2 separate regions of the Homo sapiens genome follow, and region 2 is linked to region 1. The links are chromatin contacts, found by Hi-C or POLR2A ChIA-PET in ENCODE. All regions are on one chromosome and are shown on one strand. The core of a region is the stretch at or near the end of the contact, and the rest is flanking DNA. Distances in the headings are between cores, read along the strand shown.

Region 1 (3,248 bases), core at 352-2,851:
GTTCTTTGTGTCATCAACACTAAGATTCTAGGTTTTTGTTTTTTTTAATTTCTGGGTTTCTTTAAAGATGATAGGGGCTTAATATTAGAAAGGAAGCTATACGTTCCAGGTTGTTAGAAAGTTAGTTGCTAATATGAGAAATTAGACTGCTAAATCCACCTACCTAGTGTTAACCACCCATGCCCCCCTGTTAACCAGCCTCATTGTCTGTTACTTGAGACTCTCTGCAGTAAGAAGGTTGGATCTAGAAAAGTCAGTCTCCTCTTTTGTGCACATGTTTTCTCTCCTTCTGTCTCTAAAAAGACATATGCTGAATTCTGGAAGCCGCAGTCCCGTAAGATTAGTATTGGTTCTTAGCAATAGGTTATTTAGCTATTGATTATACTTTTCCTAGGTTAAGATGGCCTTATTTATTTTTTCTGGTAAGATTTCCAGACTGATGGAATAAAGAACTTGATATATTCAGCTAACATTTATCACTTACAGCTTGCCTCAAGGAAGGTGGAAAGTGAACCCAGAATACTATATTTTAAAGCCTCCTTGGGCCTGCAATTTTGAGTAGAAGTTGAGTGATGGGAATGAAGACATTCTGGGCAGAGAGAAGCAGGTGCCAGAGTGCAGGGCAGAGAAGAGGAGGCTTGCTTAAGGAAAGGCTCTGTGGTCTGGCACGCAGGTGGTTGCAGGAAGTGCAGGAACAGAAGCTGGTAGATGGAGCTGGCTCCTTTAGCCAGTGTTTAACAAGGTGAGTGGATGGGACTGACTGACCAATTTCATTTGTAGGGTGAAAAAGAGAGAAGAGTGTAAAATGGCCAAGGTGTTCTAACTTGGAATCTAGAAAGGATGAAGACTTTCTCTTTGGGGCCGTCAGAACAGGAGGGACTAGGAGTAAGCCAGAGGGTGTGAGTGGCTGCATGAGGATACCGTTGGGACATATTGCTTTTGAGGCGTCAGTGGGACACACAGTGGCAGTATCTAAAAAGCATTTGGATACACTCAGCTTGAACACAGGAGGGAGGCAGCGGCTGGGTGGACAATTCATGTAGACAGTAAATAAAGCTATGGATTGGAATGAGTGAGCTTAGCAAGAACATGTAAAGAAAGAGCCAAGGGCTGAACTTACAAGAAGTTTCAGAGATTAACAAAGGCAGAGAGGGAATGAATGAAGGTGAAGAAAAGGAGTTATAGGTTTTAGAAAAGAACCTAGAGACAGTGGTGTTCTGGAACCCGAGGGAGGCTAGTGCTTCAGGAGGGGACAAGGAAGGAGGAGGCAGGAGCAGGGAGGAGAGCCATCCGAGTTTGGTGAGGCCTGGTGAAGAGTGTCCCCCTCAGTAGGAATTGGGGGAAAGTGACAGGAGTTGCTTACTCAACAACTGCTGAAAGAAAAGAAGAAAGCGAGAAAGGAACAGTTCCTTTATGTATTCCCTCAACAAACTCGCTGCTGTGGTCCTGAGCACAGTGGAATGTCTGTGGCTGTGCTAGCCTCTTTTGTGGGTGATTGGTCACTGGGGAGCTTCTTTTGCACAGGGATAGGACTCAGACAGTCCCCACTGTGACATCAGCAGGTCAACATGCTCCAGAGGTGTGTTAGTTCTGAACTTTTAGCTCTGACTTAGTAATTGCTATTGATGCATTTTTCAATTAAGAGTGAAAGGAGTTAGACTCGGAATTTAGTCAGTGGGCTCCAAATTAAACTTGGGTACATGATCCTTGTGAAAAATCACTTTAACTTGTCAGTAGTTGGCAAACATACAGCAGTGGTTTTTCTGGCTGTGCCTTTGGCTGCATACTAACTGAACAGCAAGCTGTGTCCACTGATTGAATGAAAAAAAAATAATGATTTTGTGTTACAGGGACCTTTTTACAATATGCCAGAGGGACCTACTGGAGTCTCTTTAATCTTGAACAATGCTTGTTTCTTGCAGAGGCAAATTATGCAAATCAGTACTTAGTGTTCCATAATCAATCAGGTCTTTGTTGGAAGTGTTGTGAGTGCCAGCAGAACAGAATTTCTATCATCCTGGGAAGGGTGAGGGGGTTTGCAAGTCAAACCACTGCTGTGATCAGCAAAGGACACTTGCCGACTGCTTTGAACTCTCCCCACAGTCAGAATGCGGTCGCTCTTTGAGAAGAATCCCATCATTTTGTACCAGGGTTTTTGTTGTACAGTATATCGTGCTTTGGGTAATTCACAAAACACCCACGAAGGAACAGCTAGCAAGGCTGTTCTGTGGGTGACACATAAAAACAAAGCTGGGCCTGCCGCCTGGGATGGCAGCTGGCAGCCATGCTCCCAGAGCTCCCTTTGTGTGGAATCTGCCTAGAGTGCAGTGTTTCAGAATATTCCTGGACTCAACTCATCTGTAGTGCATATGTATGCTTAAAAACAATCTCATTTCAGCTTCCTCCTGCACAGAATGGTGAACCTTTATTAATCCTTTGATTCCAGATCAAAAGAATCAGAGAAATTTTTAAAGTCCTTGGGAAAAAACTGCTGTTTTTGAGAGGTCCTGTTATTACTGCTGCTCTAATACTTGTGTTGCCATCTAGTGGATAATGGGAAGTATGTGGCTGCCTTAGTATGTTTGGAGTTTATTGTACCCTATTACTGATTCTTGAAGGGGATAGAAAATCAATTCAAAAAGTTTTTTAAAAAAAGAAAATCCCATGTGGAGCATTAAATAGTTATTGAGGAGCCACTTTGGGCTAGGCAGACGCCTCAGCAGCTTATGTCAGGGAGACATGAAAACAATTCAAAACTCAGAAGATGGTGACATCTCTGCAAGGGATGTATTTGCAAGATGGATCCTTAACCTGGCCTCGAGTTAGCAGGGAAGCCTTTAGGAGGTGTGACACCTGAGCAGAGCCTCACGCATAGGAGTGAGTCAGAAGACAGGATTGGGAAGCAGGGAGGGCTTTGCGTCTGGAGACAGCAGCAGAGCGTAGGGCACTGGCGGGCCTTGGGCATGAGGATGTGGGCTTATCCTGGGTTAAAGGGGAAGGTAATGTACAGTTTTAGTCAAGGAAGTATGTGGGAAGATTCACCCTTTTTGATTGTTTAATAACATGTTTTATCTGATTATAAGGATTTTACGTAGTAACTGTAGAAAAATTTTAAAGTGCAAAAAGTATGAAGAAGAAAGCAGTCTCCAAATCTTACCACCTACAATCATTGATACCTTGCCGAGCAGTCTTTTAGATTCCCCTCTATGTATGTATACAGCTCTAGGTGTGCATTTCCTATGTTTCAC
Region 2 (3,577 bases), core at 813-3,312, 180 kb before region 1:
CTAAGAACTCAATTACTGTAGAAGCAGGAGAGAATGGACAGTGGGGGACAGTGGGGGAATGCCACCTCCAGGGATCATCGTGAGTAACTCTCACCATCCTCTCCTCAGACAGTCTCTAACCAGTCACCATGTCCTTGTCCCTTGGGTTTAACCTTCCAAGGGTCCTCATCCCTCAGCTGGAATGCCACAGTAGTCCCCTCCCCACCAGCCCTGCCACCCCACCACAGCCACACTGGCCCCAATCTATCCTCCATATCTGAGAGTCCATGTGGTACAACCCTGTGGTGGGCAATTTGGAAATATATATCAAAATTGCAAATTCCCATGGAGCCCTTGACCCAGCAATTATATATCTAGGAACGTGTCCTACTATGCTGCTTATGTGCAGGCACAATGCTGCTATCCATTGTGGTCCAGTGCTATTCAGTGCAGGGCTGTGTATAACAGAGAACAACTAGAAATAACCCAATAGCTATGCTTATGGGATTGTGAATAAATCACAATATACCTGTGCATTGAGACCCTACCTATTACTCAAATAAAAAAAGGAAAGACTAGGTAGGTGTAGTGTCTCACTCCTGTAATTCCAGCACTTTGGGAGGCCAAGGTGGGAGAATCCCTTAAGCCTAGGAGTTCAAGACCAGCCTGAGCAATATAAGGAGATCCCTGTCTCTACCAAAAATTTAAAACTTAGCCAGGCATGGTGGCATGGACCTGTAGTTTCAGCTTCTTGGAAAGCTGAAGCAGGAGGATCGCTTGAGCCAGGAAGGTCAAGGAGAGTGCAGGGAGCTGTGATTGTGCCATCGCACTCCAGTCTGGGTGAGAGAGCAAGACCCTCTCTCCAAAAAAAAAAAAAAAAAAAAAAAAAAAAAAAAAAAAAAAAGTGTTCTGTGCTCTGATATGCAAAGATCTGCAAGATAAACTATTAGAAAAGAGATTCATGGTTGCCAGGGCAATATAGGAAATAGAAAGAGCTGGGCATGATGACTCATACCTGTAATCCCAGCACTTTGGGAGGCTGGGGCAGAAGATCACTTGAGATCAGGAGTTCTAGACCAGTCTAGCCAACATGGTGCAACCCTGTCTCTACTAAAAATACAAAAATTGGGCTGGGTGCGATGGTTCATGCCTGTAATCCCAGCACTTTGGGAGGCCATGATCCTCATGGATCATGAGTTCAGGAGCTCAAGACCAGCCTGGCCAAGATGGTGAAACATGGTCTCTACTAAAAATACAAAAATTAGCCAGGCATGGTGGCAGGTGCCTGTAATCCCAGCTACCTGGGAGGCTGAGGCAGAGAATTGCTTGAACTTCGGCGGTGGAGGTTGCAGTGAGCCGAGATCGTGCCACTCTACTCTAGCCTGGGCAACAGAGCAAGACTCTCTCAAAAAAAAAAAAATACAAAAATTAGTTGGGAGTAGTGGTGGGTGCCTATAATCCCGGCTACTGGGGAGGCTGAGTCAGGAGAATCCCTTGAACCCAGGAGGCAGAGGTTGCAGTGAGCCAAGATTGTGCCACTGCACTCCAGCCTGGGCAACAGAGCGAGACTCTATCTCAAAAAAAAAAAAAAAAAACAAAGGAAATAGAAAGTCAGGATTCTTTCTGGGGTGATGAGAGTATTTTAGAATGAGATAGTGGTCACAGTTACACAACTCTGTAAACATACTGAAAAACCACTGAATTATATACACTTTAAAGGGTAAATTTTTCATCACTAAGCAAAAAAAGCCAGGTGCAGAATGACACCATAATATTTTGTGTTAACAGGAAAAATAAGAATCTTCACTGACCATTGTTTCACTTAAACTCTGAAAGGCGACACAGAAAACTAACCTGGGAGACTAATGAAAATGGGAGTGGGGACGTCAAAAGGAAACTTTTCCATTTCCCTTGTATATTTGTTGGTTTGTGAGCCATGCGACTCTATTGTTGATTCAAATATTTTAATTAAAGAAACGGACCCTGAAGTGGCTCCCTGCTGCCTCCAGGTTCAAGTCCAAGATTTTGAGGCCGCAAAACAGCCTGGTCTCTGACTCACATCCTGCACAACCCCTGTTCCCTCCCCAGCCTCGCTGTGTCATCATTCTGTGTATCCTTGCTCTGGCTGGCTGTTCCTTCTACCAAAAACGCTGTTCTCCAAGCTGTTAACCTACTCACTCTCCACTATAGCTATAGCCACAAAGCAGGTGGGTAAGGCGTTGACCTTCATGGGTCCAAAGCCAGGCTCAAACTCTTCCTAGCTGGACAATCTGGGTAATTACCATATGCAAAATGGGAGCCATAAATACCGCCTGCCTTGTGAAAGAAGCTGCGTGTGCCTGACACATAGGGCCCAATGCGTGGTGGATGTTTTTATTTGGTTCAATCACAAAAGTAAAGAGAACCAGGGGCGCCTGGTGGGAGGAGCCTCTCCTTTACCTCCATGTATCTTGGGGCTGGAAAAACTAAACATTTGTTTTCTTAACCTCCTTTTAGGTCAGGCATGGCCAAGTGGAGGTTCCAGTGATCTACTGCTGCCAGTTATCTTTCGGCCACTATGGAGGTTCTAGTTACCTATCCCTGTCCAACCAAACACCTCTTAACTTAGGAGCCTAGGACAACTTCTGTATTTTGCTGATGGTTTTGTGGGTCAGGCAATCGGGAAGAGCCAGCTGGGTGGCTGTCTCTGCTCTACATGGGCCCAGTTAAGGTGGCTGGGGCTGAAGGACCCACCTCCAGGATGGCCTCACCTCATGTCTGGAGCCTCAGAACCCCTGAGCTCCCCCATCTCTCCAGGTGCCTTTTCCTCCTCCAGAGTTTCTCCTAACATGGCAGCCTCTGAGTTATCTGACTTCTTGCAGAGCGGAGGGAGGAGGTGGAAGCTCCTAGCCAGTTATGGGCCACACCTGGAGCTGTGCACAGGCAATTCCGTTGTGTTCTATGTAGTCATAGGATCTTCCCAAGTTCAAGACAGTGGAGAAACAACCCCTACCTTTTTTTTTTTTTTTGAGACAGAGTTTCACTATGTTGCCCAGGCTGAAGTGCAGTGGCATGATCTCTGCTCATTGTAACTTCTGCCTCCTGGGCTCAAGCGATTCTCCTGCCTCAGCCTCCCAAGTAACTGAGATTACAAGTGCCTACCATCACACCCAGCTAATTTTTGTATTTTTAGTATATACAGGTTTTCACCATGTTGGCCAGGCTGGTTTCCATCTCCTGACCTCAGGTGATCCACCTGCCTCAGCCTCCCAAAGTGCTGGGATTACAGGCATGAGCCACCGCTCTCAGCCCAGCCCCTACCTCTCGATGAGGGAGTGGCAAGGGCACCTTGCAGAAGAGCGTGTGTAATGGGAAATATCGCTGGCACCATCTTTGGAAAATACAATCTGCCATGCTGGGCTAAGCAGAAGCCTTTAGCAGATTCTGGAAAGCTTTGACTTTTTCAGTGAAAGGGTTCACATGTTGCTGGTACTGCCCCTGTTCCCCTTTCTTTCTTCCTTGAACAGGAATGTCATGGTCAGAGCAGCAGTAGCCATCTTGCAACCAAGAGAAAACAGTGAAGAGAAAAACAGACATGTCAGTCCTACTCCCTTGAACT

The links. Hi-C counts contacts between places; a loop is a spot of excess contacts on that map. ChIA-PET counts read pairs that join two places held with the same protein, here RNA polymerase II (POLR2A). Pooled maps may share reads with other maps.
Region 2: a map of ectodermal cell shows a loop between it and region 1 (2.6-fold over the local background). The contact joins the enhancer-like site here to the promoter of STX18-IT1 in region 1. A Hi-C loop is called at or near these places in 6 of 168 maps with a recorded cell type or tissue (Caco-2, HepG2, OCI-LY7 and 3 more), 18 of 37 single-sample maps with no recorded cell type and 14 of 50 pooled maps. POLR2A ChIA-PET finds 5 or more read pairs at or near these places in 4 of 52 experiments (AG04450, HepG2, activated CD4-positive, alpha-beta T cell and 1 more).

Annotation. Positions count from the first base shown.
Region 1 is chr4:4,480,053-4,483,300 of GRCh38, reverse strand. It overlaps STX18-IT1 (STX18 intronic transcript 1), which reads left to right and starts at 1,601. Exons shown (of 4, transcript NR_126434.1): 1 at 1,601-1,696. All of the region lies in intron 1 of STX18 (syntaxin 18), which reads left to right.
Region 2 is chr4:4,658,661-4,662,237 of GRCh38, reverse strand. All of the region lies in intron 5 of LOC124900165, which reads right to left. The region is part of intron 4 of STX18-AS1 (STX18 antisense RNA 1 (head to head)); the gene reads right to left. Among named protein-coding and RNA genes, the nearest start is that of SNORD162, 3.9 kb to the left of the region's middle. RefSeq lists a cis regulatory region at 2,071-2,081 and an enhancer at 2,004-2,148. Within about 2 kb of position 2,062, at least 5 of the 41 ENCODE cell types and tissues checked have a DNase peak (open chromatin) inside an H3K27ac peak, as active enhancers do; they include endothelial cell of umbilical vein, where a contact is called at or near this core.